6 separate regions of the Homo sapiens genome follow, and all the other regions are linked to region 6. A link is a loop called in an ENCODE intact Hi-C map of the cell type or tissue named here. Cell type or tissue: endothelial cell of umbilical vein. All regions are shown on one strand.

Region 1 (5,000 bases), 140 kb after region 6:
CAGCACACCAGAACTAAAAAAATGTTCTCAATCCCACCTTCTACACAGCACTTCAGCTACTGTCTGATTTAGAAAGGTTTCTAACTGGGCTGGACATGTGGGGTTTCCTGACCCCCTAAACAGAACTTTCATAAAATCCTGTGCCAACCTAGCAAAACTAGATTTTAATCTCCCTTTGGGAAGAGATCTTGTTAGATTTATTTTAAATTTATCACAACACCTTGTACTGAAAAGTTCTCAATTCGGTTTTGATGAATTGAATTGAAATTCCTTTGCCAAATTAGAATGGGAAGATTTAGTTTGTGGGACGCCTTAAGAAGTAAAAGGGTCACTTCTGGCCCTCATGGAGTTGTGGCTGCATTTAGAGATTCAATTTCAGCTCTTACCAAGTAAATCCTCACAGTTCATCAGAATCAATTGCCATACAGGATTTTAGGATTTCTTCAATCGATTCCCCCATTTCCGGGGGTGATTCCCTTTAGAGAAAACTATATCCTAATCCACTCTCACCGCTAAACCTCAGAAATGTTCGGAATTCCCCTTAAAATATAGCTATTGGGTTAGGATTTTTAGAGATTTATGAAGGGAAATTTACAGGCATGCCTTATGGTAACTACTCCTGCCAATAGGTCAAAGCATTCCCTACAACATTTCCCAACTTTACATTCCATTTTTTTCCCCTTGTACTGAAGTACTGAAGTCAGGGCTAGCTATAGGCAAATCTGCAAAGCACAATTCCATTTCCTTACACTGTGATTGTGTTTTTATGTGCAACTTTCTATTGCTGCTGCTGCTGCTGCTGCTGGGAAAGTTTTAAATATTTTCATATGTCTTTGAAATTTTCCAACTGTTTTATTTAGACTGCTTTTTTTTTTTTAACACCATAAAGCCTCAGTAAGTGGGCACTGGCAGCCTTATTGTGGAATTGAGGAAACTGAGGCCCAGAGGTGCTGGGATGTGTCTGGAGTTCCAAAGCAACCTGGAGCAACCTGGCTCTTTGTGTGTTTCTACTGACGCCCATGGTAATCACACAATAATGTTAACTACCGAAACCCTTACAGATTTTGAGTGCTCCTTGGTCTTGTCCATGAAATAATTGATGGGGTGCCATCATATAGCTTGCACTTTGGAACCTGACAGATTGGGTCTGATCCCCAGCTCCACCTCTAATTCATTTACTTTGATCATCCTACCAGTCATCTGTAAACTAATTGTAATATCTACTTGTGGGCTGCTGGAAGGAATAATGGAAGTAACACATCTCACCCAGTCCTTGGCCCACTGTAGATATTTAATACAAAGTAGCTACAGTCCGTCACAGCAGGTGAACTGTGTTTTTCCTACTCACCAGTCTGGATCTCTTTTTTCCAGGCCATTTATTTCCTAAATACCTACTTTGTACCTGCTACTTTCAAAGTCTTCCAAAACAGTCCTTCCCAAAGTTAGTGGGCATATCAATCACATGAAGATCTTAAGATGCAGATTCTAACTTAGTAAGTCTGAGGTAGCCTTGCATTCCTAACAAACTCTCAGGTAATATTGATGCTGACTGTCCATGGACCACACACTTTTGACTAGAGGATGTACCCCATTAGGTGCACTTAGGGACTAGATCCTTCAGGACTAGTGGTTCTCAAACTTTACAGTTCATCATAATCACATAAAGGGCTTGTTAAAATACAAATTACTGTGCTCCACTCCAGAGTTTCTGATTCAGTAGGTCTGGGGTGAGGCCAGAAAAATCTTCATGTGCACCAAGTTCCCAAAGTGATACTAACATTGCTAGACTGGGGACTACGCTTGTCCTAAGCTTAGCAGAGGTCTACTGAAGACCTGAATGGAATTTTATTCCAATGGTTACTGACTTTTATGAGTGGACAGAACCAAATGGAATTTGGTTCCAAAGATTACTGACTTTTAGGAGGGGCAGAACCTTAAGAGGGAGCTAAAGGGAAGCTCCCTCTACAAGCTTTCTCATCTCCCCGTCTCCAACCAGGCCCCCTTCCTCAAGCCCACCATGATTTCAGCAGGCGCCCTTTACCTTGTAGACATTGATAGGGATGTCAATGACGATGTGCAGCAGGTCTCCCAGAGCCAAGCTGGCGATCAAGATATTGGGACCGTTTCGCATGCACTTGTTCTTGTAGATAATTCTCAGAAGTGTGGAGTTCCCGATGATCCCCAGCACGAACACAAGGCAGGACACAACCGTGTTGATGTATTTGAAAGTCTCCTTGATCTCGATGGGTCCTTGGCACGGGGGAGGGGAGATGGTGCGTGGCGGAGATCCTGCCGTCCTGTCTCCTTTAGGCACCTCCGCAGGTGCCAACGACCGCGCCAGACTGGCGTTGGAACCCTTGGGCCATAAGGTCTTAGTGGGTGGCGTCATTATCTCTGCGGTTTGCAAAAGCGGAGTGGCCCTGTCAGGCGGGAAGCCTCTCTCCTCTCCCCAGATCCGCGACAGGCCGCAGGCAAGAACCAGCGCAACCAGGGCGCGTCCGCACAGACTTGGAGGCGGCTGCATGCTGCTACCTGCTCCAGAAGGCGTCCGGTGGCCGCTCCGCAGTTTCAGAGCCTAGAGACAAGCAGAGGAAGGAAGACAGGACACTTGGGTCAGCTGCCCGAGCCAAGTCGCTGCAAACGCTAATACCGCCCGCAGCCTCTTCGCCAGTATCCACGCTCAAAAGTAACTCAAGTTTGCGCGCCAGTGGGAAACTTGGCGCTCATGACTCGCCAGCGCGGGTCGAAACTCCTTCCTGATGCCCTCTCAGCTGTTTTTCTTCCCCCGCGTGGCCAGGAGGGGTAAATAATATGCAGTGGGGCGGGGCGTTCTGGAAGGGGTGTGCCAGGGAGGGAATGATGGGGGTCCCAGGCAAAGCTCCGAACTCTTTCACGTAACGGGAGGAATACAGACACGTCTTAGTTAAGCGTGCGTGGGAACCGCGGAATTAAGGCACCTAGAGGCCAAGGGCTTGTGTCAAGCTCTGCATTTTGCCCCGCAGGGGAACCTCTATACCCCGCGATTGAACTCGAAAGACTCCTCCCGGCGGATGAAAGCCGCTACTCCCTGGCTGGCTGAGCTACAGCTCCCGCAGCGCGCCCAGGAGTGCGCCGGAGATTCGGAAACCCGCAGAGACTTCTCAAGTCAGCAGGAACTTGGAAACCGCTGTTCCCTCCAAACGGCTTCAAACACTCGCGCTCCTTCCTTTACCCAACCTAATTTTAATTTGCCCTCTCTATAGGCTTAATTTTTATTTTTTTAAAATCCCAAACTAGTAAGCCAAACCGAAGCCCCAGAATAAGGTTCAATCAATGATTTTAATTCAACACCAAGCCCGAATGTTTACCTCTCGGATCTGACAAACCAGATGCAGAGCGACGAATGGAGACCACCTTCCCGGGAGGCGGAACCCAGCTGGGTTCCAGCCTGCTCTGGGAGAGGAGCACGCCTCCCTTGAGCTGCAGGCGGGTCCGGCTCTGACGAAACGCTGCGAGAATGCCAGACAGTGTAGCCTCCACCGTTTGCTCGGGGTCTCTGCTGCCATCAGACAAGTACTTTTATTCATTCATCCCTTCCCATCAATCACCGCCAGACTCCTCCCGCGCCTTCCGACCCCGCTGCAACCTTTCCCCTTGGGCGATGCCTGGACAGCATCAGTAGTAGTTGCCCGAGGGAGGGGGGCAGTCCTCGTCCGGGGACAGGTCCCAAAAGGCTGTTTATTTGTTAGAGTTCTACGCTCTTCAAATGAACCCAAATCAAGGGCAAGTTATCACGCACCATGTGACACCCGGCAGCTCCAGACTAGAACAAGGCTCTGCACTGAACGTGATAATTGAACTTTTAATGCCAAGTGTCACTTTTCTTTCAGGTAAATGTTCCGCCGCTGTGATATTTAAGGTTGGTTTGTGGGCGCTGCTCTTTGCTCTGCTTCATTTTGCCCTGAAGTTTCATTTCAAGCCAACATTAACCCCAACACGGAACAGCTCGATCTTTTCTTCCCAGGCCCTCTCACTGCCCCGAGAGAGGATTACAAGTACTCCTCATTTTCCCCAGTACAGCTCTTCTCCTCTCTTCCTGCCACAGTATCGGTGTTAGGCAATCTCAGGCATTTTTATACTGTACCTATGACAGACTTGATGCTTATCGGAGACATGAAAATAATCAGAAAGCTGCCATGCAAATTCAACATGATATTTATTTACCAGGTAGAGCAATACAATAAGGTCTTTCTATCCATTCTTGAGCTCCATGTTTACCGCAGAGAGGAAAATAACAGCGACTGGTAGTTTTGCCCAGAGATTGTATAAAAGAGGTCAGGAAGTCAGGCTTGGAGATGCACTGGAGAGTACTGTGCCGTCCTCCAATCAGCAAAATCCCTACTGGATCTGTGGAACTTCAAACCCAGAAGCACCCATTCCATGTAGCAGTTTCACCCAGAGACAGGAGGCTCGTTTTTTGCTTCATGTTAGTTAATGGAATAGATGGGACAAGAACCTTGGATTTTTGGCTCTTAGGCAATGCTTTCTGGGACAGTGGAAGTAGAAAATCAATTTCTATTTAAAAAGGTGAACTTTAAGTGTGAAATGTGGTTAGGAACATGGTTACGGAGTAAGGCTAAAGGAATGAGAAATATGGTCTAGGGTTGTGAGTGCTAATTCCAAATCTGGCTATTTTGAATTGCAGTCCTTATCCTCCCTGTCTCGTAAGAACGAGGTCAACATTCAATTGCTGAGCCAAGTAACAATATACAATGTTGTCTGAATAAGGAATTATATGGAAGCTTTGGAATATGAATATTTTGCTTAGTTGACTCCACCCAGTGTTGGATCTGCCCTTCCTATACAAGCTTTGTTGGGTTCATGCCTATGGCTCCTGTGGGGTGACTTTTCTCTCTCCCCACTGGCCTTCTCATCATCTCCATCTCCATTCAAATTTCCTCCACTGAGTCCTGGAAGTCTGCTCTAATCCTCACTGAGGTCTATCTCTTTACTTTTCTTGG
Region 2 (5,000 bases), 240 kb after region 6:
GTAGCATTATAGCTATCTTTAAATATTAAATGATTTTCCAAGTGGAATGTGACCAAGGACTGGTATACAAGATATAAGGTTAGGGTGAATGAATGATAACTAAGCCAGAGCATATTTTTTTTAACATGAGGAAGATATTTTTAACAGACAGCGCTCTTTCAAGATGTCATGGGCTGCCTCATTAGGAGGCAAGTGTTTAGCTCTAAAGGCATTCAAGAAGATGCTGGAGGCCGGGCGCGGTGGCTCACGCCTGTAATCCCAGCACTTTGGGAGGCCGAGGCGGGTGGATCATGAGGTCAGGAGATCGAGACCATCCTGGCTAACAAGGTGAAACCCCGTCTCTACTAAAAATACAAAAAATTAGCCGGGCGCGGTGGCGGGCGCCTGTAGTCCCAGCTACTCGGGAGGCTGAGGCAGGAGAATGGCGTGAACCCGGGAAGCGGAGCTTGCAGTGAGCCGAGATTGCGCCACTGCAGTCCGCAGTCCGGCCTGGGCGACAGAGCAAGACTCCGTCTCAAAAAAAAAAAAAAAAAAAAAAAAGAAGATGCTGGAAAAGCAAATGTCAGAAAAGAAATGTCAGAAACAAATACAAGTTATCTCATTCCTGAGAAAACTATAACTTTCCTGGTAGATCCACAACTTTGGATAGGGATGGTGAAAGGTGCCAATAATTTTGCAGATGGTCTCAAAGGCAGCAAAGGCAGATCTGCTTTTATGGGTGTTTTTAAGCTGTTCAGTCTACTTAATTTGCTACTGTAAATGTTTTGCATATTTAAAAATTGGGCTTAAATTTTTTTAAAAATAACTTTGGCTCACCCTAATGAATAACTCCCAGAATTAAAAAATTGAATAGCAAAAACAAAGTAGTTGTTGCAGAGAACCATAGTCGTGGGAACCATAGTTGTCCTTGCTTTTATTTATTAGTCACATAACCTTTGGTGTATCACACCTACTAAAGTCCATGAAATTAATGTCTTTATGGTATTTTGAATGAGAGTGGTTGCTCTCCGGTGTCGTTTGATTCTTTCTCCTCTTTGAGGAGTCCACAGTATAGCCACACTTTGGAGAAAAGTATCAAAAAGTGGTTTGTCTTTTGACTTTTTGACTTCTCCTTGTCCACTTCCAGCCGCAATCATCTCCCTCCTACCAGACTCTGGGACGTGAATGTGTAATTACAGCCCATTGTCTGTGCAGCAATTATAGCCTAATTTGACTTGTTGCACAGAAAGATGACAAAAGTGCTGGCTGTCAGGCAGGGTCAGAGGTCAGCCATTACCCCACGGACTACAGGCAGCAGCCTCATCAGGATTCTGTGGAAGGCTCGTCTCTGGGCAGGACGGGTCTGCAGCTGTCTGTGCGTCTTTGCAGATGACTCTGGGTGAAAACATGGACTGTTTTCAAGATAGATGATCCCAGCGTGCAGTTTGGCTTCTTGCTTTCTTATCAAAGATGTCAAAATTGTTCTGCAGTGAATGAAGCTATTTCTTGTGCCTTCTATATAAATTTTGAGTGGGACATGTACATAACCCAGCTTTAAGATATTTTATCAACTTTCTAGAAATAAAGTTAAGATTATGAAATGGTATTTAAAAGGAATGTTAAATCAGTATGCTACATTAGTATGAAAACTCCTGTGTGTTAAATAGGATAATAACTTGGATGCAATTAAATGAATTGTATCCAGATAGAAAGTCCTAGAGACACTATAAATAAGAATCATAAAATCACAAAGTAAAACTAAAAAAGCATATCCTGTATCAGTTAACCTAGTCCTTGTAGGTAATAAATAAATATTCCTTAAATAATTTTTCTTATGTTTTGTCTATTCTACATTTAAGTCTCTGATAGTAGGCAAATTCAGATCTATTTCAAGAGAGAGAACATTTTACTGTTATTGAAAGATTCTTTAATCCCATTTTCAAATATTTGATATATTTAACATAATTGATCTTCTCCAAATTTAGACAGACATACTGGTCAAACTCATAGTCATTTCAATGAATGAAAGTAATAGAAATTATAATTGAGAGAAAATATGCTAAGTGACAGTGCCAATATTCTAGAAATCAGAAACAAAATACAAAATGGGCTTGAGAAAATTGGTTCATTTAAAAAAATATATTTAGTAAGGGCCAATCTAAGGTGGATGGGGGCAAAAAAAGTTTAAACACAAATCCAGTTAGGTACAATAAAAAATACATTTTGATGCCAATGCACTTAATAGGCAGTATAAATAAAATGCTTTTATGAAATATAGCAATGTGATATTGTAATCTAACCAAATATGTTAGGTACCAGGAAGCATTCCTTACTATTTTATTCTATAAAAGAAGAGGATTGTATTCGTTTCTACTACTCTATTTCATTATTTTATTCTTGTCAGAAAGCTGTAGTGCACTTAAGAGTTTAGGGCAGGATTTTAAGCCCTAGAAAGCCAGGTAATAATCAAAGAAAAGTCATTTTTAGGTTCCCAGGCTGAGGTAAAACATAGAAGTCAGGAAATGGTTTAATAATGAGTAAGCAAACAGGAAGTGAAAGCAGTGAGCCACACAGGCCAGCTGACTTAGATGATCATGGCAGGCTCAGAGACGAAGGAAGTGAGAATTCAGCTGTCAAACCAAGAGTGTTGGCACCAGAGATTACAGTGGGTGTGTGGGAAACCTATCATCCAATTCTTTGCCTGCAACAAGGGCATTTGAGATTCATGACCATTTCAAAGATCTGGTTGTATGGCCTAATTCACCTGATCCTTTGGGTGAATGCTAAGAGAACTGCCACCATTTCCATTATAACAAAAGTACTCTTTATTGAGGAATTGTTATATAGTGGGCGTAGTATAGGTAAACACTTACTCACTTATTCCCTTATTCTATATATGAGTACTGAGCTTAGAATGTGCCAATTACTGTGATACTGACTAGGATACAACAGCAAGTGAAAACAAATATGGTCCTTGCTCTCACAGCTAGGATGAGGTAGATATTAATTATATAATGTATATAACTTAAATAAATATAAATACACATGTAATTTAAAATGTGTTAAGTACTATTGACAATAGAAAGGGGTACTTGGAATATAGGTAGATGAAGAATAAAATTTGATTTAACGTTCATAATCTAGTAGAAGTCTCCTTTTACAGAGAAATAGGCAGAGGCGTGGAGAAGCTAATTCCCAAAGTCACAGGCCTACAAGAGGAGAGCTGAACTCTTCTGTATAGTCTTCCTGGTCACATACTAACTAAAACAAGACTCACACAAATGTAGAACTGAAACAGAAACTTAGATCTTGTATAAATTAATTCATTGATTTATTCAAATAATATTTGTTGAGTGGCAGCTCTAGGTACAGGGGACATCATAGAAAAAGGCCCTCTTTTTTGTGCAAATAAGACTTATATTTTAGTGGGTAAAAATAGATGAACAAACTGGCTACCTAAATATCAGTGATAAAAGAATAGCAAAGAAACAGACTTGTGTGATGGACAATGACAGAATGGCTCATTTTTCTTAGCAGTACCAGGAAAGGCCTCCCTGAAACCAGAACAGGAAGAAGCAGGCCCTTCAGAGGGCTCAGGGAAGAGTCTTTCAGCTAGAGGGAATTGCTTGGACAAAGGCCCTGAGAAGGGAATAGCTTGCATGTTTGAGAGACAGAAAGAATCTCCGGGTGGCAAGAGTATCAGGAAGAGACACGTAGGATGAGTCTGAAGAGACGTTCAGGGTCCAGATTACAAAGGACCTTGTGGGTCAGGGGTTTAGATTTTATTTCAGTTGAATGAGAAGTGTGGGGAAGGTCATTAAAGGAGACAAGGTGAAGAAGATGGGATATGATTTAAGTTTGTTGTTGTTGTTGTTTTTGACGGAGTTTCTCTCTTGTTGCCCAGGCTGGAGTGCAGTGGTGCAATCTTGGCTCACTGCAACCTCCACCTCCTGAGTTCGAGCGATTCTCCTGCCTTAGTCTCCTAGGTAGCTGGGATTACAAGCACACGCCACCATGCCCAGCTAATTTTAGTATTCTTAGTAGAGACAGAGTTTCACCATGTTGGCCAGGCTGGTCTCGAACTCCTGACCTCAGGTGATCCACCCACCTTGGCCTCCCAAAATGCTGGGATTACAGGCGTGAGCCACCACACCTGGCTGATTTGAGTTTTAAATGATCACTCTGACTGTTATGAAGAGGATGGATTAAAGGAGGCTACCATGGGTAAAGGGAGTACCCAGAGGGGCGCTCTCATATGCCTCACAGGTAAGAGAGGATGGTGGCACTGATGAGGCAGCAATAGTGGAACTGGCAAGAAGTGAATGTCTTAAAGACCTTTTTATTAAAGAAAATGTCAAATGCATACAAATTTAGAAAAAAATCGTAAAATAAACTCTGACACACCCATCACCCACATTTGACCATTATCAACTCGTTGCCAGTTTTGTTTCTTATATAGCTCACCAACTTTTCCAGATTATTTTGCAGCAAATATAAAATGTTATATCATTTCATCCATAAATATTACAATATAAATGTTTAATAGACAAGGATTTATATTTTGAATACAATACTAATTTATGCCTAAACATGGACAATAATCCTTACCTTTTTTTCAGTCCTTCTGTTAGATTTTAATCATAACAACTTTTATCAAGTACAACTTTACTGCTAATGTGTCTAATTTTATGTATGTATGTTTTTTTATTGATACATAATAGATGTACATATTTTAAGGGTAAATGTGATATTTTGATACATTCATATTATGTCTAAAGGTCAAATCACGGTAATTGGAATGCACCTCACCTTAAATATTTATCTTTTATTTATGCTAGTAAGATATGAATTGTTCTATCCTCTCTTCATCTGCTATTCCCCCTCCCCTAGTGTTATCAAATATCCTGTCAGTGTTCAAATTTCTTTGTCTTATGACTTTTTAATGATTTATTTGAGTCAAGGTCCTTATGTTCATATATTGCATTTGGTTGATGTGACATTTATGTCTCTCTTGTTATTTT
Region 3 (5,000 bases), 120 kb after region 6:
AAACAATGAAGTGCTCCAAAGGCAGGGAACCAAAGAAAGGAAGACCAAAGAGGCCATTGGAAACTATTACCCGGAAAATCAACCTTGGGAAGTTGCATGTCTGTATATCTGTTTCTTCACAACAATGAAACACACAGTCCAGCCCAGAGACCAGAAATGTGGCATTTTAATTGAATAACTTCATACTTGCTTGATAATTGTATATTTAACATAAATAATGTCCACTTGTCACATTTATATTTCTTTTAAACAATCAATTAGTATTTAATGAATTAGTGTCTGTACAGTGAAAAATAAGGTAGTTGTTAAAAAAACTTAAATTTTTATTGGTTTTGCTTACATAATAAAAAATCAGTAACTATAGCCACTTTAGGCAACCAAAAAATCCTCCCAGATATATAATTTTTTACATTGTTATATTACACTTTTATAAAGTTAGCTACAGCATACCCATGTTTTGCTATAAACTGTATTCCTTTGGCCATATGTAAGCTATCAATACTAAAAGGTGTTTGAACATACATCCACATTAGCAGTGGATAATAAGGGAGAAAATAGGTTAAAATCTTTTATAAATCTTTTGAGCTGTAACATCCATGTTAACAATAATTTTGTCTGTTGCTATATTAAAGTCCTTAATACTAGGAAACATGTTTTGAAGTTGAACGATAGCACCTTTTTCTATCTTGGTTTTGAGTATGTAAAGAAATTATAATTGTTTCTTACTTATCAGTATGTTAAAGTTTTGAATCAAACATTTTTTTAAAAAGCCACTGAATGCAATTTTATTATAAATAATGCAAGTATGCTTTTTGTGTGTAGTTTCAAAATTTGGCAAGATAATTAGAGAACATGATACTGACATGGAGAAGGAAAAGGTATCAGGATGTAAAAATTCAGTACATGGTAATAAAAATAATCTAAAATTTAAATAGAAATTAAATATATTAATAAACTGTGAAAATATTAGTGATTCAAAATTAATTTAAAATTGAGAGTCTAAAATGACTTCTATGATAACAGGCCTCTGAAAAAGTGATTGGGATGAAATTAAAGAACAAGTTTGTGGGTGATTTATAAATAGAATCCATATGGTGTGTGAATTAATTATTATTGCTCTTTCTTTCTGGCCACATTGTTGGGTTTTGGTTTACTGTACCATCACATTCAATATTGACAGAAAACAACATTACTAGCTTATTTCCAACATGTGGCCCAGCCTATTAAAAGAAAAACAAAGTAAAAATTTGGGCATATTTTAAGACCGAGTTAAAGCTCTTGGGCCCAATTTATTTCGAAAGTCACTCTGAGAACATTGCACTGTGTTTTGCTGGAACAAAATCAGGACCTTTTGCATTGATGTGACGAGGCAATGACGAACGTTAGGCTAAGAATGGGAATCTGTCCCCATGGGTTTCCTCCAACCCCACCTCATTTCCTCTCTCTTCCGTTTTCTCTTGTACATACTTTCACACACATCTCATCCCAAGCTATCCTAAGGCACTTTGCTTAGAAGATATAAAAATTAGGCAGGAACGCACAAAGCTAAGAGGTTCTTACGGTCTCAAAAAGCAGTTTTGCCTCTAGATGAAAGAAAAGCACCATGTCAAGCAAACTTTTCTATTGGCTATTTACAAAAATAATACAAAAATTAGTAATAAGCTTTACAGGTAGCTGTTAAATGTACTAATCTGTATGATTTTGAAAAATAGTATTTTAACTATAGCATTATACATATGCTAGAAACCATTTTAACCACAGCATGGGTGAGAGAGGGTGCTACCTGCCCCTTTGTCATGTGGACACTGCACCAGGCAGTTCACAGTCTTTATTATGAGGTCACTGGCATCTCTCCATCGTAAAGCTATGAGCACAGGGCCTGCCCTCATTTAATCATCTACATGCAGTGTATGTAGGTAAGTATTTACAGATGACAAAACCAAACAGAGTTTAAGCTACGATAGTGAAAGAAGAAGATTTTAATAATCCTGAAAAAATTGTAGATAGTATTGTCTTCACAGGGTATGTGAATGACAGATTCAAAAAAGTCTTTTGGGATAGCCTTTCAAACATTCTATTTCTCTTTGTGAGGTTTGATCTTAACTGAATGTAAAGGATGTAATAATTTTCTTTTTAAAAGTATTATATTTTAAATTCAGCTGGCACATGTGCCAGTCTGTTACATGCTGCTTGTTTGTGACATGTTGGTTACATATTGCAGAATGCTGAGGTTTGGGCTTCTAGTGAAAGTGTAATGATTTTCAAAAACAGCCTTGCTCTTTCTGTTACTCCCTCCTGATCATTTAAATGTTTCCAGTGTCCGAAAAATGCAACAACTAAACTGCTCTCTCATTTGCATCTAATTACAATCTGATAATAGTGTGATAATATTAATTGAAAAGTTGTTTTAAAGGATTTTAAAATTTTAAATTGAGTAATTTAAGCTTCATTTAAAAGTTCTGTTTTACAGTGACTTATTCTTCCTTTATATCAGAGTCCCATTGATTTAAAAATAAATCTCTTTTTAGAAAGAATAGAAATTCTGAGTGAGCTCATTTTTAAGCCTAAGTGTTGTGTGAATATCCTGGAAGTTGTTAAGAGCTATGTTGAAGTGCTAACTGTAAAAAATTAAGTGCTTTCACGACGAGGCTTTCTTAATTCCCACTGATTTTCTTTCCATGCCGTAAACAGCTCATAAAATGTCATATGTAGCTGTGAGTGTTAAAATAATTACACTTAATATTTTAATAGTGTGCTGTGCAAATACATAGTTTTTTGTTTTGTTTTGGCAAATGTTTCATTTTGTTTTAATGACTTCGGTCCAATATAAAGAAAATGAAATACAGTGAATAGTTCTTCTTTCAAGATGAGCTGTATTTATTACTGGAACGGAAGTTGTCATATCCGTGATCATTAGCTTTGAACTTTAAGCACGACTGCTTTTCCTCCAAGGACTGTTTTTCTTCAAATGACTGGCACCAGCAGCATAAGCATGACTGTACAAAACAAAGTAACTCATTATATGTTAACATCAGTCACCTTTCCCAACTCTTCCTCCTCTCCAGGGTTCTGACTTTCTTTGTATGATTAGGAGTTCTTGGGCCCTTTCTTTCAGTGCTCTTTTATTTTCCCTCTTAAAAGAATATAATCACAGTAGTAGCATATGATAATTTTTTAACTAAAAAAATGCAGAGAAGAAAAAAACCTACATAGTTAAAATTTCTCAACAAGAGAAAGCCACTTTTAATTGATATTTACTCTTGGTTATTTGATAATATTTGATAAACATATAATTCAAGACTTTTCCCCATGAAAACAGAAATATTTGCACATACATGAAATAAATAAATTATACACATGTATATGTGCATGTGCTGGAGAATGTGAGTATAATTATTTTACTGAGACTGTACTGTATGTATACTCCATAACCTTGTAGATACTTTCACAAACACCTCATCCCAAGTTATTCTAAGCCACTTTGCTGAGAAGATTTAACCTGCTTTTTCTCACTTGACAGTGACATAAATATCTTCTCATGTCAATGAATTTAATACTGCTTTCCTATTTTTTCAGCCATGTATTCTCATATCTCTTTTCAATATTGGTAAACAATAAGGTTATATAGTACAAAAGCATCTCAGTTTTCTTCAATTTTTTTCTTGAAGTTTTTTTAAATATAAAAATTTTTTCATTCTGCTTGTCTTCTGTTCATTCTATTTGTAAAAGAAAATGAGAAGTCCACTGTTTTATGTCTTATAAAATGAGGGTGTTGATCCTGATGGAAGTTCTCTTCCAACTCTAAAATTTGAGTTATGAGTGGGCGAAGAATGTTATAGGCTGCCTTAGTGTTTACGCGGGAGCTACGTTCTTAGCTTTCCAGTAGTGAAATACCATGGACAAATGGATGATTTTCACATTAGGGGAGGGGATATTTTATTTCATGTTAGATTGTTGAAGGAGTGAATGAATAGAAGGATGATAAAATGCAAGCAGCTGAAGAAGGAATTATATGTATTTCACATTGAACAGCACATCACTGTTATACAAAAAAGGAAGAAAGAGGTAAAACCTAAACTATTTTTTTTTTGTTTACCTTGCTATTCTCACAGTCCATGTGAAAAAGGAACTAATTTAGTTATAATAATAATTGCAGCTGCGAAGTTCAGAATCTACCAAAAACAGGGAACAGGGCCTTTAATTCATGTTTAGCCCTTATTTTATTATGTGATGCCTATCAGACATCAATGCATGTAATTTTTATTACTTTTTGGTCAACAATTCCATGAGTGTAACTGATTGGCTGAGGCAGTAGGGAGTGGCTGACTAGGATTTATAGGAAAAAACAATTATAGTGATTTACAAGCAAAAGTTGTATTTAAAAAAATCATCCATGATGTAATAAAAGGGAAACTATAAGATAATTTACTAAATCTGTCTGGATAGATATATTAGCAGTTTTGAAAGCTTATATTTGAGCCATATTACAAAGAGCTTTTTATTTTGGGATAGTCTCTTACCTTAAAGCAGTTTTTGAATCTTTTGCTCACCAAATACAGAGCAATTGGGTTAATGCAGGAATTCAGTGAAGCCATGTTGATACCAATATAGTCCAATACCAACAGAAAGCTGCAACAAAATAACCCAAAATGTGTCTGAAAAATATGCTATTCTGAACATGTAGTCATTGTAGCTTCTGTGCTTTTGTAAGGAAAAAAAATGCCAATATACAATGGTTCTAAATTTATCACTCGTCTTTGCTAACAATGATTCTCTGCCTGTCTCTGTCTGTGTCCCCCTCTAACTCTAGCATTTCTACTGACTTTCCTCCATTTCCCCTTCCCAGGCCCAATTCTTCTCTTTTAAAATAAAATCTCATTTGGAAGTACTGAAGCTGGCTGAAAAGAAGAAATTTAGAAAACGCGTTGGAGAATCGGACCTGACATTTTCCGCCTTGGCACTCACTCATCATCTTGACAACTCTGACTCTCTGTACCCAG
Region 4 (5,000 bases), 1.2 Mb after region 6:
CAAGCGATTCTCCTGCCTCAGCCTCCTGAATAGCTGGGATTACAGGCACATGCCACCACACTCAGCTAACTTTTGTATTTTTTAGAAGCGATGGGATTTCACCATGTTGGCCAGGCTGGTCTTGAACTCCTGACCTCAAGTGATCCTGCCACCTTGGCCTCCCAAAGTGCTGGGATTACAGGTGTGAGCTGCCGCACCTGGCCCCAAATTCTCCTTTCTGTATCTACTTTGTCTTCCTCATTTTTCACGTACATAATTGATTATATTATACTACTAAGAAGTTTAAATTTAATTGATTTGAATTATTATACTTTATTAAGGAAACAGCATAAGGGCTCTCCTGACTTTTGTTGCAAGCCAGCCTTCTTTATCACACCCTCAACAACATCTCCACAAAAAGAAATCTACAACTTCTGATGTAGACTCTGGAGCTAAATAGAAAATCAGAATCTATAAGACACAGGGAAGAGAGAAGAGGGAGCAGAAGGAAAGTTTCAAGATTTATTTCTACCACCTACGTTTAATTTCATGGAACCTGAGAGCTTATTTGTTCGCTTTAACATTATTTAGCACCTACTGTATACTGGCATGAGAATCCTGAGGCTTTATCGTTTATCTGTTAGACCTACTATGGTGTTATTCAGTTGGAGAGGAGGAAAACCTCCTGGTTCCTAAAGCACCCAGGCTATGTCAGGGAGGAGTGGAGCACTGTCTCCACTTGGCCCCTATAGAAGTAAATCTTCACTTCACCACTTATCCTTGAGCAGAAGAGGACTGTAGTTGATGATTCACATGAGAGGATGACAATTCAATCTCAATTAGCGTAGATTCTTGAAACATTTCCAGGTTGAAGTAGCTATTCTCAGCCCTCCATAGGCTGGACTGTCCTCCCCAGAGGACTTCTTAGAATTCAATTCTGGCCCATGAGACCAACACCAGATCTAAGCCTAGCTGGGCGTACCTGAAGCCTCAGCATGCCCCAATGTAACATGCAGGCGTTTGGCCATATGGTGTCCCCTGAGCTTGCCGTTCTCTGATTTATGCCAGAATGGGCATATGCTGGGATATTTCAGGACCCTGAGGGGAGAGTCAAAATGTCACACAGCCAGTATGAGGTTAAGCTTCCATTTCTGTGGTTTATGGCTTAAGTAGAAATGGAACCGGAGGGGACAAAAAAATGCCATTATTGATTCTAAAGCCTAGAAGGTTGAGGTTAGGGCATATAAGATAAAACGTTTAGGTTCTCTGAGGTGTGACCTATTTATACCTGTAAAATAGCCTTCAAAAATGTCCAACAAGGAAAAAGATGTATATTTGTATATATTACCCACTTGGCTTCACTTAAGCCTACTTTCTTCATATTCTGTAAAGAGAAATATCTAGAATCTGGTTTTTAAGTGGTGCCTTTTTTTTTAAGGGGGACTTAGTAGGGAAGGGTGCTCATAGGAATGAGTCATCGCTTCAGGATTTATGCTTATTAAAAAGTAAATATAGACTTTTCTCTGTGTTGCTATTTGAACTCCCCATGACTAAGTGATGGTTTAGTTCAACCAATGTTAGATGCCGCCTATACGTAGGGGCTAAGTATGCTTCCCAGTTGGAGAGGGTTGCCCTCCCAATAAGCATTCTGACAGGCATATTGGACTAAGGACAGAGGACATCATGTGGGGGCAGGAAGGCTGCCAGATGGCAGAGGCAGAAGGAGAGAATGCATAGAAGGCCAAGTGAAAGGAACAATTTACAGGGAACTCCCCCATTTGTGGAGAGGTGTGAGCATGGAAGCATGGAGGGATAATGTGGAAGGGAGCTGTCCCAAATATTGGAAAACAGGAGGTCCATTTTCAATCTAGACCTTCCACCTAAATGAACAAGAAATAATAAATACAAGAATTCACATCAGGGAAATTGGTTTTATTCACAATTGAAGGGTAACTAATTTTAAAGAGTTTACTTGGTGGCCATGAGAAGTGTACGTTTTGGGTATAAAAATGATGCCAATTGCCAGCACTCACAGGTTGTGATGAAATGTTGCCAACTTTTTTACACACTGTTCATTTTTACCATTAAGGCCTCTCATGAATCTTAATAAATCCAGTTTCATAAAATACAAAGGCATGCTCTCTTTTCTCTTAAAGAAAGAAAAATACTAGTGAATTCATGGCCTTTTCTTTATAATGGAACCTGCAATATAAATCTAATGTTTAACGCATCAGAAATTTATAATTTCCTTTTGAATTATATGAATGCACACCACTCAATACTAGTAATTCATTTTGTTAGTTTTGATCAAAGAGTTAATTACTATTTGAATGAAACTCTACTAATGAATGAATATAAAATTAAGATCTTCTCATGATGGCAATCGGTTACAAATAAGACATAAGAAAGATGCAAATCATGAGGCTCCATTTAGGTTTCATGAACCAAGTGCTTCTAACAGGAAGATAAATACAGAGCAATATTCAAGTCCTCTGAAGCTTAAACCAAAACAATATTAATTGTATAGGTGGGGAGGGGAGAGGGGATAAAAAGAAAATGGAAACAAGCAAAGAGTTCTCAGTTTTCAGGCATAGGAAGAGGTTTGTTTATATGTAGTTGAGGACAGACACAAATGCATAAATGAATGTATATAGTGCAATCAGCAGTTATCACAAATCTGCTTGGATTCAACAGTAGAGCTGACAGAACTTGGTCAATGTTAAGACTGTGCCACCTTCTGGTTGTCATGTGTATGACAGGTGTTCATATTGTTTACAGACTAGCATTTCTGTATTATGCAAAACTTATATTGAAGGGAAACAGCAGATCCATTCCTGGTGCTGTTCACTTTCTCCCCTGGGGACTGTATTGGAATGAGAACACGATCCATAAATGTACTCCAGTGACTGCTTTGCTTGAAAATCTGAGTTTGCTTTTTAAGCTTGATCAACTGTAATGGTATATGATAGTCCAGACACAAGCTCAGACAGCACTGCAGTTGTGAAAGCAGGAGATTTGGTTGCTTGTCTTTTCCCTGGTTGCCACTTTCTGAATTTCTTAGAGCCAGAGAAATGGAGCTCCAGCAACCGAAACAAGGCCTCTGTCAATCAAATAAATCAGATGGGGGAATATACTGTTGTGTCTGCAAAGCTGCAAAATAATAAATACACGTGTAGCCTAATTTCTGTGCAACTGTTAACATGCAATTGGGGCCAAAAGATGATTTGAGGGATTATGTTATGCTTAAATTCCTCCACAGTCTCAGTCGGATCAATTATGGGATCACGGCTTTTGGAGTCCTGGCTGGATGCTAACATACCTTTGCCACCAAGCTGAGCATCCTAGCTGAAGGACTTCTAGAGGATCCATGGCCACTCATTTCATAAATGTATCTGCTGTAATTTGTATTTGAAACACTGGAGTTTGAAAAGGTAGTCCCAAAGGAAAGGTATTGTTTTTTTCATGTGCATTGCTTAGGGGTTTGTGTCTTAAAATTAGCCCTGGAAACCTTAAAATCCTATAATATTTTAAATGTGTCTAAAGAGGCAAGTAGATTTACAGAGACAGAGTAATCTTAATTGAGTAATTGTTCTTTACACTTTATCATTGTAGCCTGCTAAGTTTCTTGGGTAGGGTAGGTGGCCCTCTCCCACACTACCTTCTCCCTCTTCCCCTATTCCATCTGACGCCCACACTGCCCACCCTCTGCACCCACACATACACTCTCAGCCCTGAAAACAAACAGAAAACCAAGAATACTTTTACCCACAGAAAGAAGTGGTACTTTACCGTAATGACCGAGATGATTTCTTCGACTTTCTATTTCACCTTGCCTATGATGATCGAAACAAACTTTTTGCAAATTCAGGCTTTTCTGAATCTGCAAATAAAGTGATCGAGAATGAAATAATCGGAAAAAAATCAAAATGCAGGTTTGCTTTAAAACACAAAATTCAGCTGCTGTTACTGTCCTACATTATCACCCTAAATTGATATTGGGATTGGCTTTATGTAAAATTTGATTATGAAGAATAAAGTCTTCAAAGACAAGTTTTTTAAGAGTATCCTAATTTGTGATTACTTATCCTTCTTCATTGAAGGGTATACATGGCTGCTTTGCAGTGTTTACAAAACTAAAAGAACAACAAGATCAAAGTGTGAGGTTGGTAGGGATGTGAATATAAGATGCAAAGAAAACCACTTGAAAATTGATTAAATATCAGTGAAATTTGTCCAGGCATGGTGGTTCACACCTGAATCCCAGCACTTTGGGAGGCCAAGGCAGGTGGATCACCTGAAGACAGGAGTTTGAGACCAGCCTGGCCAATGCAGTGAAACCCCGTCTCTACTAAAAATACAAAAATTATCTGGGCATGGTGGCAGGCGCCTGTAATCCCAGCTACTTGGGAGGCTGAGACAGGAGAATTGCTTGAACCCAGGAGGCAGAGACTGCAGTGAGCCGAGATCTTGCCACTGCACTCCAGCCTGGGTGACACAGTGAGACTCTGTCTCAAAATAAAATGAAATAAATGAAATTTAGGAGCCAGCTTGAGGGGCCCCCACCAGACAAGTCTGGGACCATTTAGAATCAAAATAAATAATGACAGTAAAAGTTTGTACCCACTGGATAGGGTAAAACTCCATGAGTTCATGTTAATATAAACATATAAACAAACATATGAATGAGAAGGAAGTTTTCTAACAATAGGAAGGCAACATTTGTAATAAATGTTAAAGAAATTATGAAATTAGAAAAACCACCATTTGGCAGCCCTAATAATAATAATTGACTCAGGAAAGTATCATTAATGGACTACAACCAGTGGATAAATTTTGAGAAGAATTATTGATATAATATCATAGTTTCTCTCCACTTTTAAAGACTTGAAAGTAGAGGATCGTGGTAAATCTCCCTTTAACCAAGTGCTCAAAGTTAACATCACCAACAAATGCACAAATCTAGTTTGTGCTTCCTGAGAGAAAGCACTGATAATTAAGTATTGCTTTTGTGTTATTCCTAC
Region 5 (5,000 bases), 340 kb after region 6:
AAACTTGCTGGTGTAGACCACACCAGCCTGAGAAGGATAGCACGACTTTTCTGATCTCCACAACACAGGGAAGACCTCAGGGGTTCCTTTGGCTCCATATGAAGGAGAACAGAGTTCACAGGTGATTCCAAGTTAACCAAGTGGCCATCACACAACACAAACAGTGCTTACCAGGAGGGAAGGGCAGAAGGAAGCATTCTGCTTTCCGAGATGGTCAAGAAACAGTGAGCTGTATGCCATCTCAGAAAAACCACAAATCTAGTTTTTCTAGACACAATCTAGTTTGAGACGGCATGTCAGCAGAGACCACCAGCATCAATGGAACCAGACCAAATCAGAGAATACCAGAGATGCTGCTACACCACTGATGTGGGTGGTTATAACTGAAGATTCCTTCAGCATTGCTTCTTGCTTGGTGAAAAAAAATATATATTTCTTCCTCCTCTTGTCACCCTTCTCCTTTTCCGCCCTCTCTGCTTTCTACCCTCTGCCTCTTCCTTTCTCTCTCTCCTTTCCCTACTCTCCCTCCTCTTCCATCACTATTACTACCATTCTTCTTCCTCTTCTCCTCCTTCTCTCCCTCTTCCTTCTCCTGTACTCTCCTCCCTCCTTGTCCTCCTCCTCTCTACCTTCTTCTCCTCCTCCTTTCTTCTTCTCATCTTTAATTCAAATATATTAGAAAGAGAGAATGTCAAAGAATGATGTATAAAGAGTTGAGTAAAAGTTTATTTGCGAATGTGTGTTGGGGCTAAGGAGCAAGACTTGGCAGGGAAGAAGGTGGTAAGAAGGCAGAATAGACACTGCTGACACTGCAGCAAGTCTTATAGTGGATGACTGTCAAGCCAATCCAAATATTTTAGACTCCAGCTGTATGAACAGATGTTCCCAAATTGGTGAACTGTTTACATTTAACAGAGGACATTTAATCTTTCAAGAGACTCTGATCTAAGGTTGTCTTCTTTTAAAAGTTAATATGTCTGTCATAAGACTTTATTCCTAGTAGCAAATATTTAAAGCAACACTTTTTAAAGAAAGTAGAAACTGGTATGATGGTGTGTGCTTGCAGTGCCGGCTACTCAGGAGCCTGATGAGGGAGGGTCACTTGAGCACAGGATTTTGAGTCTACCCTGGGTAACACAGTGATACCTCATCTCTTAAACAAACAGAAAAACAAAAAACGAAAGTAAGAAAGTTGTGGAAAATTGCAATTTAAAATTATAATTTCTTAGTAAACATATTAGAGACTGAAGTTATTTTGATAATATTTTTTTCCAAAATCATACATGATAGATGTGTCAGTCAGTTTCACACTGCTATAAAGAACTTCCTGAGACTGGGTAATTTAAAAAGAAAAGAAGTTTAATTGACTCACAGTTCCACATGGCTAGGGAGGCCTCAGGAAATTCACAATCATGGCAGAAGAGGAAGCAGGCACATCTTACATGGCAACAGGCAAGAGAGAGCCTGTGAAGGAGGAACTGTCAAACACTTATAAAACCATCAGATCTTGTCAGAACTCACTCACTATCGTGAGAACAACATAGGGGAAACCATCCCCATGGTTCAATCACCTCCCACCAGGTCCCTCCCTTGACATGTGGGGATTATGGGGATTACAATATGAGATGAGATTTGGGTGGGGACACAGAGCCAAACCATAGCAATAGGATATGGAGTTATATAGTAGACTTAATTTTTTAAAGTAAGTTTTTAAAATTCTGAATAATGCAGTGTAACTTTTTGTAACTCTAGCATAAAGATACCTCTGTATGTATTTATGCAACAAATTAGATAATCTCATAATTCACTGAGCGTAAAAGATGAACAATATGCCACATTCTAGATCGTCTATATAGCCACGGCTATATAGACAAAAGCAGATAGAAGGTTTAGAAAAACGTTTGGATCAAAATGCCAAAGACTTAACTAAGTACCATATTATATGAGAATCAAAGGAAGAGATAGTTTTGTGATCTGAATTATTTGGATTGATTGCACAAAGTGACAACCAGAAAAAAAGAACAGAAAAACAATAAAATTATTCTTAGATGAAAATTTTATTAGCTTCTCTTTCCTCTACTCTAGTGTAATATTTTCTTCATTTTACACACACTTTAAAATTCATCTAAGAAGAAAATATAAGATTTACATATAATTCAGATACTTTTTCTTATGAGCTAGAGAGGCCAAAGAAACAAACCAACAAACCAAAAAACAATCCCTTCCATTAAACCCCTGAGTAAAAGTCAGGAAGTTGATCATATGCGATGATGTGACACCTCTTAATCACGGAGAAAGGACATTGATGAATAATCAGCAGGATAGCAAAGGTGTAGTGCAGTCACTGATAGGACATCAGCAGTTACTCCTGGGAAAGTGTAAGAAATTTTAAGGAACAGCAGAAAAGAATGAAGGACTCAGCTCCCTAACAGAATCAGAGAATTCATAGGCTCAGATAAAGGTGACTCGTTTCTGTATTTCTATGTCAGAAATATACAGGAGCTCATCCCCCCAAAAGTGAAGCAGTCTATAGTCACAAATTTTATTTTGGAAAAATGAAACAAAACCAGAGAAAAACTTAGAGCATCTTTACACAAGCTTTTTTTTTTCAAGTGCTTTTTGTTATTCTAATGGATCCTATATTCAAAACATTCCAAGATAATCAGTGTCTCTCTGCAGGAAACCCTGCTGATTTTAGGGAAATGATTAATAATCGGTCACTTTCTCTGCCCCTTTCAGCTTCTCTTAAGTTTAGTGAGGAAGCTTAAAGAATTCTTACACCTCCCCCTGCTGGCAGCAAACAAGAAGTGCAGGTTTGGTACGTAAAACACGTTCACACTGAAAATAATGGCTAAGATCAACTTTTGATTCTAAAAACAAGATTCTTTCCATCTGTAATCCGTGAAAAAGTTTGAAACATGAATTTAAAACATGAAAAGTAATAATAAAGTTTTGGGAAGTACTGCTTTTCAGAAGTCAAACAATGAGTATTATGTTAAAATATTTAATTCAACAGCATTCCTTCAAAAATTTATATTTCTGAAATCTGACTCCAGAAATGACTTTGTTGTGACCTTTACGTCTTTTCAACTGTGTCTCTACTTGCTGCCATTCTCTCTATAGATCCCATTATTATCCGTCGCGGAGACAGGAGGTTCGTCAATCACTTAATCTGCTCCCCTGCACTTTCCAACTCCCTTGCTGTTCTTGCTTCTGGGCGGTACTGATGGGTCACTTACGGGTCCACACACGGAGGACCCAGCCCATGATCCCCATCTGCCTCTGCTGCGGCAGGTACTGCAGATGTTCCAGAGAGTGGAGTGTCCATCAACCTAGATGCTTGAGAGCCTATGTTGAGCAGGGGCCTCTGTGTGTTCCTCCCCTCATTGACCTACAGCTGAATTTGAGTGAGAACTACCTGTTAGGTGTTAAGCAATTGAGAGTTCATTTGTCCTGAAAATAACAACGTAGCTGATGACTTTAGAATGTAAACCAAAACATATCTGATACAAGTCTAAATCAATTTACAAAGTTTATTTTGCCAAGGTTAAGGAGGCACACCCCTGACACAGTTTCAGAAGGTCCTCACAACATGTGCCCAAGGGGTTCAGGGCACGGCTTGCTTTCATACATTTTAGGGAGACGTGAGACATCAATCTATATGTCTAAGATGTACGTTGGTTTGGTCTGGAAAGACAGGGCAACTCGAAGTGGGGCAGGGGCTTCCAGGTCATAGGTAAATAACAGACAAATGGTTACATTCTTGTAAGTTTCTGATTAGCCTGTCACTGAATATACGATTTACAGGAATAGTCACTTATGCCTTAGTCTGGCTTAGTGAAACAATAGGGCAAAGGAAGCAATCAGATATGCATTTGTCTCACGTGAGCAGAAAGATGACTGAGTTCTGTCTGTCCTTTATCCACAAGGAGTTTCTTTGCAGACAAAGTGGGAGAGAGGTATTTATCTTTTTAATCTTTGTAGCTGTTTTATTTAGGAGTAGAATGGGAGGCAGATTTGTCTGCAGTACTTAGCTTGACTTTTCCCTTTGTTAGTGATATGGGGGTTGCAAGATTTATTTTCCTTTCACAGGTATATTTGCACCTTTCACAAGAACATTAAGAACAATCCTGAGCATTCTTCATGTCTCGTTTGATCCTTACCACTGCCCTCTGCAGTACTTTATATAGATGTTATTAGCCACATTTTGTATGTGACAAAACTCTGGCAAAGGTAGATTAGATGCATTGTTCCAGGTCACACGGGCAAGAAGTGATGGAACCAGGAATCAACTCAGATTCCAAATTTCCTCAATTTTTATTTCGACTTTACATTGTCTCATAAAACAAAATTCACAATTATGTAAGATTAATTACATCAAGTTGAACATCATCACTTTGTTTAAAAAGTTATAGGGGCAAATACATTTAACACACAAAAAATTATTAAGTCTACTTTGTTGAAAGCACTACTGTAAGCATTGCAAGATATACAAACAAGTATGAGATGTAGTCCTTATCTTCACAGAAATTACACTCATGCTTGGAAGCCCAGTCAAAGAAACATGGAAAGCTCAAGAGCAATATAGAAAACTTTACAAATAGTCCCTGACTAGTTGTCAAGTTAGCTTTTCACACATTAGGTGATCAGTAAATGTTTGCTGGGGAGAAGGCAGAGGACAGATCACGAAAGAAGGGTGGAGAAGAATGGTGAAGAAGGTGAGTGATGGGATTATAGTGCAGCTTCCCATCCTATAAGAGAGTCAGGCAAGGCTCCATGGAGCAGGTGTGGTTTAGCATAAACTTAATGGATGGGTAGGGTTGTATTCAATTGTATTGAATGATGGGCAGGTTTTATCATTGCCACCAAATTATGAAGGGCCCTGTGATGGTTAATTTTATGTGTCAACTTGGTTGGGCCATGAAATGCCCAGATTATATGTGACTTTGGGGGTGTATCTGTGAGGGTGCTTGTGAGATTAACATTTGAATAAGTGGCCT
Region 6 (5,000 bases):
ATGTCATTTTTCTTTTTCCTTCTAATAACAAAGTCATTTTGAAAGATAATTGAACTATTATAATGAAAAAGTAACAGTTGTCAAGAACTTAGCAAATGTTGAAAGAGGCATCCTGCAGAAATATTGAAAGTTCATCACTCAAACTAGTGGAAAGTCTCAGCGTTTTTGCAGAGGATAAAGTTATGCTGCATTTTGTTTCACGGTTAATTGTAAAATACAAAATTACATTGTGGAACATTAATTGCATTCGTTTTCTATGGCTGCATAACAAGTTACCACAAATTTAGGGGCTTAGAACAACAAATTTATGATCTTACAGTGTCTGTGGGCCAAAAGTCCAGTTTGGGCTGGACAGGGTTTTCTACTTTGAGTCACAAGGCTGAAATCAAAATGTCAGATGAGCTGCCTTCCTTTTTGAAGCTGGGGGTCGTCTTCCAAGTTCATTCCTATTGTTGGCAGAATTCAGTTCCTTGACCTGTGGGGCTGAGGCCCTTGTTCTGTGGGGGGTCAGCCCAGCGTCCAGCTCAGGTCCTAACAATCACCAACGGTACTTTTTCCCGTGGCCTCTCCTAATGCCCTCTTTTTTTTTTTTTTTTTTTTTTTGAGACGGAGTCTCACTCTGTCCCCCAGGCTGGAGTGCAGTGGCGCGATCTCAGCTCACTGCAAGCTCTGCCTCCCAGGTTGACGCCATTCTCCTGCCTCAGCCTCCCGAGTAGCTGGGACTACAGGCGCCCCCCACCACGCCCGGCTAATTTTTTGTATTTTTAGTAGAGACGGGTTTTCACCGTGGTCTTGATCTCCTGACCTCGTGATCCGCCCGCCTCGGCCTCCCAAAGTGCTGGGATTCCAGGCGTGAGCCCCCGCGCCGGGCCCTCGTGCCCTCTTAACGCTTCACAACTTTCTGGAGAGACCCAGGCCTTTTAGAAATCTGACTTGTGGCCAGGCTCAGTGGCTCACGCCTGTAATCTCAGCACTTTGGGAGGCTGAGGCGGATGGATCACGAGATCAAGAGATTGAGACCATCCTGGCCAACGTGGTGAAACTCCGTCTCTACTAAAAAAATACAAAAATTAGCCAGGCGTGGTGGCGTGCACATGTAGTCCCATCTACTCAGGAGGCTGAGGCAGGAGAATCGCTTGAACCCAGGAGGTGGAGGGTGCAGTGAGCCGAGATCGTCCCACTGCACTCCAGCCTGGGCGAGAGTGAGACTCCGTCTCAAAAAATAAATAAATAAATAAAATAATAATAATAAAATAAAATAAAATAAAATAAATCTGACTCGTTTAGATTTGGCCCACCGGGATACTCTCCATTTTGGTTGATCAAAAAGTCAGCAGATTAGTAACCCAATCATGGGAGTCAAATTCTATCACATGCACCCGTTCAGCCTGCACTTAGGAGGGAGTTACACAAAGCGTGCACACTAAGAGGCAGTGATCTTGGGAGCCACCTTAGAATCCTGCCTACCACACTGTTCCATTATGTTGATGGTTGAATTAACTATCACAGGCCAGCAAATCAAACGAGATACTAGTGAGGAAAGGATCACATGCCACTTCCTAGCTAAGGCATGCATTCACATGATCCCATCAGTCAAGTCTTACATTTCTTATACTTCACGATGACCATATCCTGGTACACACAGGTCATGTTAAGGGTCTGTGGGACCCCTTCTAATGTTTTCTACTTCTTCTTTTCTGTTTTATTTTATATCTTTTTTTAAAAAAATCTGGTTATGACTCACGAAATAGATTTCACAAAATGGATTTTATGATTCATGACAGGAAAAACAGTCTTAATGGAGACAGGTTTCAATTAGTAATCTGGAAACATTTTTCTTTACAGAAAAAACACTAAAATATATTTATGCAAAAAAGTTTTTTCTGAATAAATCAATATGGACTAACTTATAGATGCAAATGGGTACACACCTGGGTAATCTTCAAAATTTATTTAAAATTATTACAAGACAATCAGCAATATCACTACAGTCCTCAGGAGGGCAGCATCTGCTCTAGGTATATTTGAAACTTAAGTGTGCTCAGAAGTTTTCTAGTGACTAGGAATTCCGGTAAGTAAATTACTTAGAGTGTATTAATCTAAGCAAACATTGGTTTATGCTTGGCAATTGAGAATCAGTCCTGTCAAAACCGTAAGTGCTATGATTTTTTTTTGTCTGACCCAAGAGAATTAGTTGAATTCTTTTATTCCTTGCTTCTTTCTGCTTGCATTTTTCCTTTGTCCTGTCTGTCCCTCTCTGGCTTATAGTCTTGCATAGGTGGTCCAAGTAGGGCCCAATAACCATGGCGGCTGAGGACATGACAATCATAAATATTTTCTGCTAATTCAGAGTTGTTGTAAAGTCCCTCTCTTAATTTCCACACTATGTTGACTTCCTGACTTCCTGCTGCATATGCCAACTGGTGGCTCCCTCAGTGCCTCTTTTGTGAACAGACAGGACTCTCTTAACCAGTGCACAAGAGGAAGTGCTGCCCTGCAGATGACTCACCATGTTCTCTTATCTTCAAACTCTCAGGTGCTTGAGAGAGGCTTTTGCTGACCCACAAACACAACAAAATCAAGCTGTCTAATCTGATGTTCTTAGACAGTTAAGCCTTTCTAGGCTTAAATCTAAGTGTGACTATAGAAGGAAATATAGTATATTGAATCTGTTCTTCCCACCTCTGTTCTGGACCCACCATAGTCTCACCCTAAAATCATGGTCTGGGTTGACATCACTCTGTCACTAATCAACAGAAAATTGTCAGGAGGGTCCCACATACTCTAGTTAGACATAGAGCAAATTTCCTGCCCTTTGTTTTACTTACGTCCCTATTGTCACAGGTTATAATACTGGCCCTAAGTGTGTATTTGCTTCAAATAATTATATTTTGGGAGACATTGGGTTGACTGTATCATGTTCCTACACATTTTTTTTTTTGAGACGGAGTTTCACTCTTTTGCCCAGGCTGGAGTGCAGTGGCACGATCTCAGCTCACTGCAACTTCTGCCCCCCAAGGTTCAGGCGATTCTCATACCTCAGCCTCCCGAGTAGCTGGGATCATAGGCGCCCGCCACCACGCCTGGCCAATTTTTGTATTTCCAGTAGAAACGGGGTTTCATCATGTTGGCCAGGCTGGTCTCAAACTCCTGACCTCAGGCGATCCACCTGCCTTGGCCTCCCAAAGTGCTAGGATTACAGGCATGAGCCACTGCACCCGGCCATGTTTCTCCATTTTTTAAGGGCCTGAAGTCTGTTGAGTAGAGCTGCCTATGTGAATTTCATATTTTTTCTTTTTACCCATGTGCTACTTATAGAGTGTTGACACTTGATCTGCCTTCTCTTGCCTTTGGTCCTCTGCATTTGTTGCTTGCTCTGCTCAAAATGCTCTTCCCACAACCCTTTTCTTGTCTCCATTCCCTACTTCCAGAGTCACCTGATACCTCTTCGGGTATATCTTGGCTGTGACTACTATGTCTTATAGCACCTTGACATGGTAGATGCTGATAGATTTGTCTGTCTCCCTCAACAGACTGTGCCCCTTCAAGACCAGGGCTATGTCCTCTTTCTAGAATCTGTCATGGCAACTGACACCTAGTTGACATGCAACAAAACTTTGTGTATGAATTAAATCACAAGTAACTGCTGAGGCTGTTTTTGACCTTGAGTTGATCGACAAGGTACTTGATATAATAGATAAGCTGTCGGTCAACAATATAGGTCTAATATGGGACCAATATAGGTAGAAAGAGGCCAGTATGGTGGTGATGATAGACACATGTAGAATCTGAAGAGGTCTAGAGGGGTGTGGGTTGCAAATACAGCCCAATGCTTTGGTTCCGGGAGGGACAGGTGACAGGCCTTCAGCTTGGCGTGATTTTTTTCTGGTTTCTGGGACTACCAGGAAGGGACAATAGCCCTGTTGGCTACTTAAGTATGGGAGGAAGTGTGAACTCAGTAGAATGGCACTGGGAAACGAGAGAGAACATGCACTCTGTAGCATGGGCTTGACTTGAACCCTGAGTGAAATTTGAAGAGAAGGAGCCTTATATTCTGAAGGAAAGGAGGATTAACACACTGCCTGGTGGACAAAGACCCAAATATAAGTTTGCTAGAGCTCTTTACTCCTGGTTTGGGCTTTACTCCAAAATGCATGCTCCTTTTTTCCTTCTTCTTTTTTTTTTTTTTTTTTTTTTAAATCTCATTATAAAAACCCCAAATCCTCTTAGAAAGTTATTATAACCATTCAGCACCACACCCCTCCCTTCTCACACATGCTCTCAGGTCCCTTAACCTTAAGAGGCAACCCCAAACACTCATCTCCCCCACTGCTCAGGGACTGGCTTCCAGCAGCCCAGCTGGACCAAGCTCATTATCACTTCTTTCCCAGAAGTGACCCCTGCCAACAGGGTTGCTGTGCTTGAGTGCCTCAGCAACTCCAGAAGCAAGACTGTCATTTCAGTGCTTGAAAAGGAAATAGGCCTATGTGTAGAGAAAAGCAGTTTAGGATTTCACAGACCAGAAACATAGCATGGCAAGTTTCTATATTTTAAAATCCCAGAATCAACCATTTTAAATCACAGTTTGGAGATAACTTCAAAACCTCTCTTATTTCTAAATACCAGAAATGAGCACATTTTAGAACTTGGATAGCTTCTCTCCTGTGAATGCAGATATTCTCCCTTTGGTTATGGAATAGCAAACCCTTAGAGAATAAGAAAACTCAGATAGCTAACAGATGAAAGCTGAGTTGCTTTCCTGATATTATAGAGTATACTGCAGTTGATGAAAATACAAAGTTTTTGTAATTCAGAACAAGTGTTTGAGGAAGGTGGTTCATTTTGGGTGCGTAGGTACACATGAGCACAAGGGGTGAGTTGAGCGTTTCTCCTTTAAACATTTTTTTTAAATTGATAAGTGGACCCTAATCAAGCTGAAGAGCTTCTATAGAGAAAGAGAGCTATCAAAGATGTAAACAGACAACCTAAAGATTGGGAGA

Evidence for each region. Hi-C counts contacts between places; a loop is a spot of excess contacts. Peaks named below come from ENCODE experiments on the same cell type or tissue, not always from the same donor. Only the 100,000 strongest peaks of a DNase experiment are listed, where the experiment ranks them.
Region 1: a loop joins it to region 6, with 4 times the contacts of the local background. A loop is called at or near these places in 9 of 110 quality-filtered maps.
Region 2: it touches region 6 in a loop (3-fold over the local background); 2 of 110 quality-filtered maps call a loop at or near these places.
Region 3: it touches region 6 in a loop (9-fold over the local background); 4 of 110 quality-filtered maps call a loop at or near these places.
Region 4: a loop joins it to region 6, with 4 times the contacts of the local background. A loop is called at or near these places in 12 of 110 quality-filtered maps.
Region 5: it touches region 6 in a loop (20-fold over the local background); 97 of 110 quality-filtered maps call a loop at or near these places.

What each region holds. Positions count from the first base shown.
Region 1 is chr13:77,916,050-77,921,049 of GRCh38, forward strand. It overlaps EDNRB (endothelin receptor type B), which reads right to left and starts at 2,782. Exons shown (of 7, transcript NM_001122659.3): 1 at 2,042-2,782. The coding sequence starts at 2,524. RefSeq lists promoters at 2,711-3,783, 2,773-2,887 and a cis regulatory region at 3,139-3,148. In endothelial cell of umbilical vein, a CTCF peak has its summit at 2,782; DNase peaks (open chromatin) are centred at 2,922 and 3,352; H3K4me3 peaks cover 1,637 bases.
Region 2 is chr13:78,019,802-78,024,801 of GRCh38, forward strand. The region is part of intron 2 of LINC00446 (long intergenic non-protein coding RNA 446); the gene reads left to right. Among named protein-coding and RNA genes, the nearest start is that of LINC00446, 9.4 kb to the left of the region's middle. In endothelial cell of umbilical vein, no CTCF peak of the experiment used is centred here; a DNase peak (open chromatin) is centred at 2,590; H3K27ac peaks cover 2,251 bases.
Region 3 is chr13:77,895,339-77,900,338 of GRCh38, forward strand. It overlaps EDNRB (endothelin receptor type B), which reads right to left. Exons shown (of 7, transcript NM_001122659.3): 6 at 4,521-4,629; 7 at 149-2,996. The coding sequence ends at 2,862. All of the region lies in intron 6 of EDNRB-AS1 (EDNRB antisense RNA 1), which reads left to right. Among named protein-coding and RNA genes, the nearest start is that of EDNRB, 21 kb to the right of the region's middle. In endothelial cell of umbilical vein, no CTCF peak of the experiment used is centred here; a DNase peak (open chromatin) is centred at 2,933; H3K27ac peaks cover 2,716 bases.
Region 4 is chr13:78,975,877-78,980,876 of GRCh38, forward strand. It overlaps LOC105370273 (a long non-coding RNA gene), which reads right to left. Exons shown (of 5, transcript XR_942108.4): 2 at 3,769-3,859. Among named protein-coding and RNA genes, the nearest start is that of LINC00331, 140 kb to the left of the region's middle. In endothelial cell of umbilical vein, a CTCF peak has its summit at 2,741 (motif pointing left); a DNase peak (open chromatin) is centred at 2,725.
Region 5 is chr13:78,118,892-78,123,891 of GRCh38, forward strand. All of the region lies in intron 1 of OBI1-AS1 (OBI1 antisense RNA 1), which reads left to right. Among named protein-coding and RNA genes, the nearest start is that of OBI1-AS1, 67 kb to the left of the region's middle. In endothelial cell of umbilical vein, a CTCF peak has its summit at 2,795 (motif pointing left); a DNase peak (open chromatin) is centred at 2,760.
Region 6 is chr13:77,777,637-77,782,636 of GRCh38, forward strand. No RefSeq gene overlaps it. Among named protein-coding and RNA genes, the nearest start is that of EDNRB-AS1, 39 kb to the right of the region's middle. In endothelial cell of umbilical vein, a CTCF peak has its summit at 1,993 (motif pointing right); DNase peaks (open chromatin) are centred at 2,035 and 2,355; H3K27ac peaks cover 463 bases.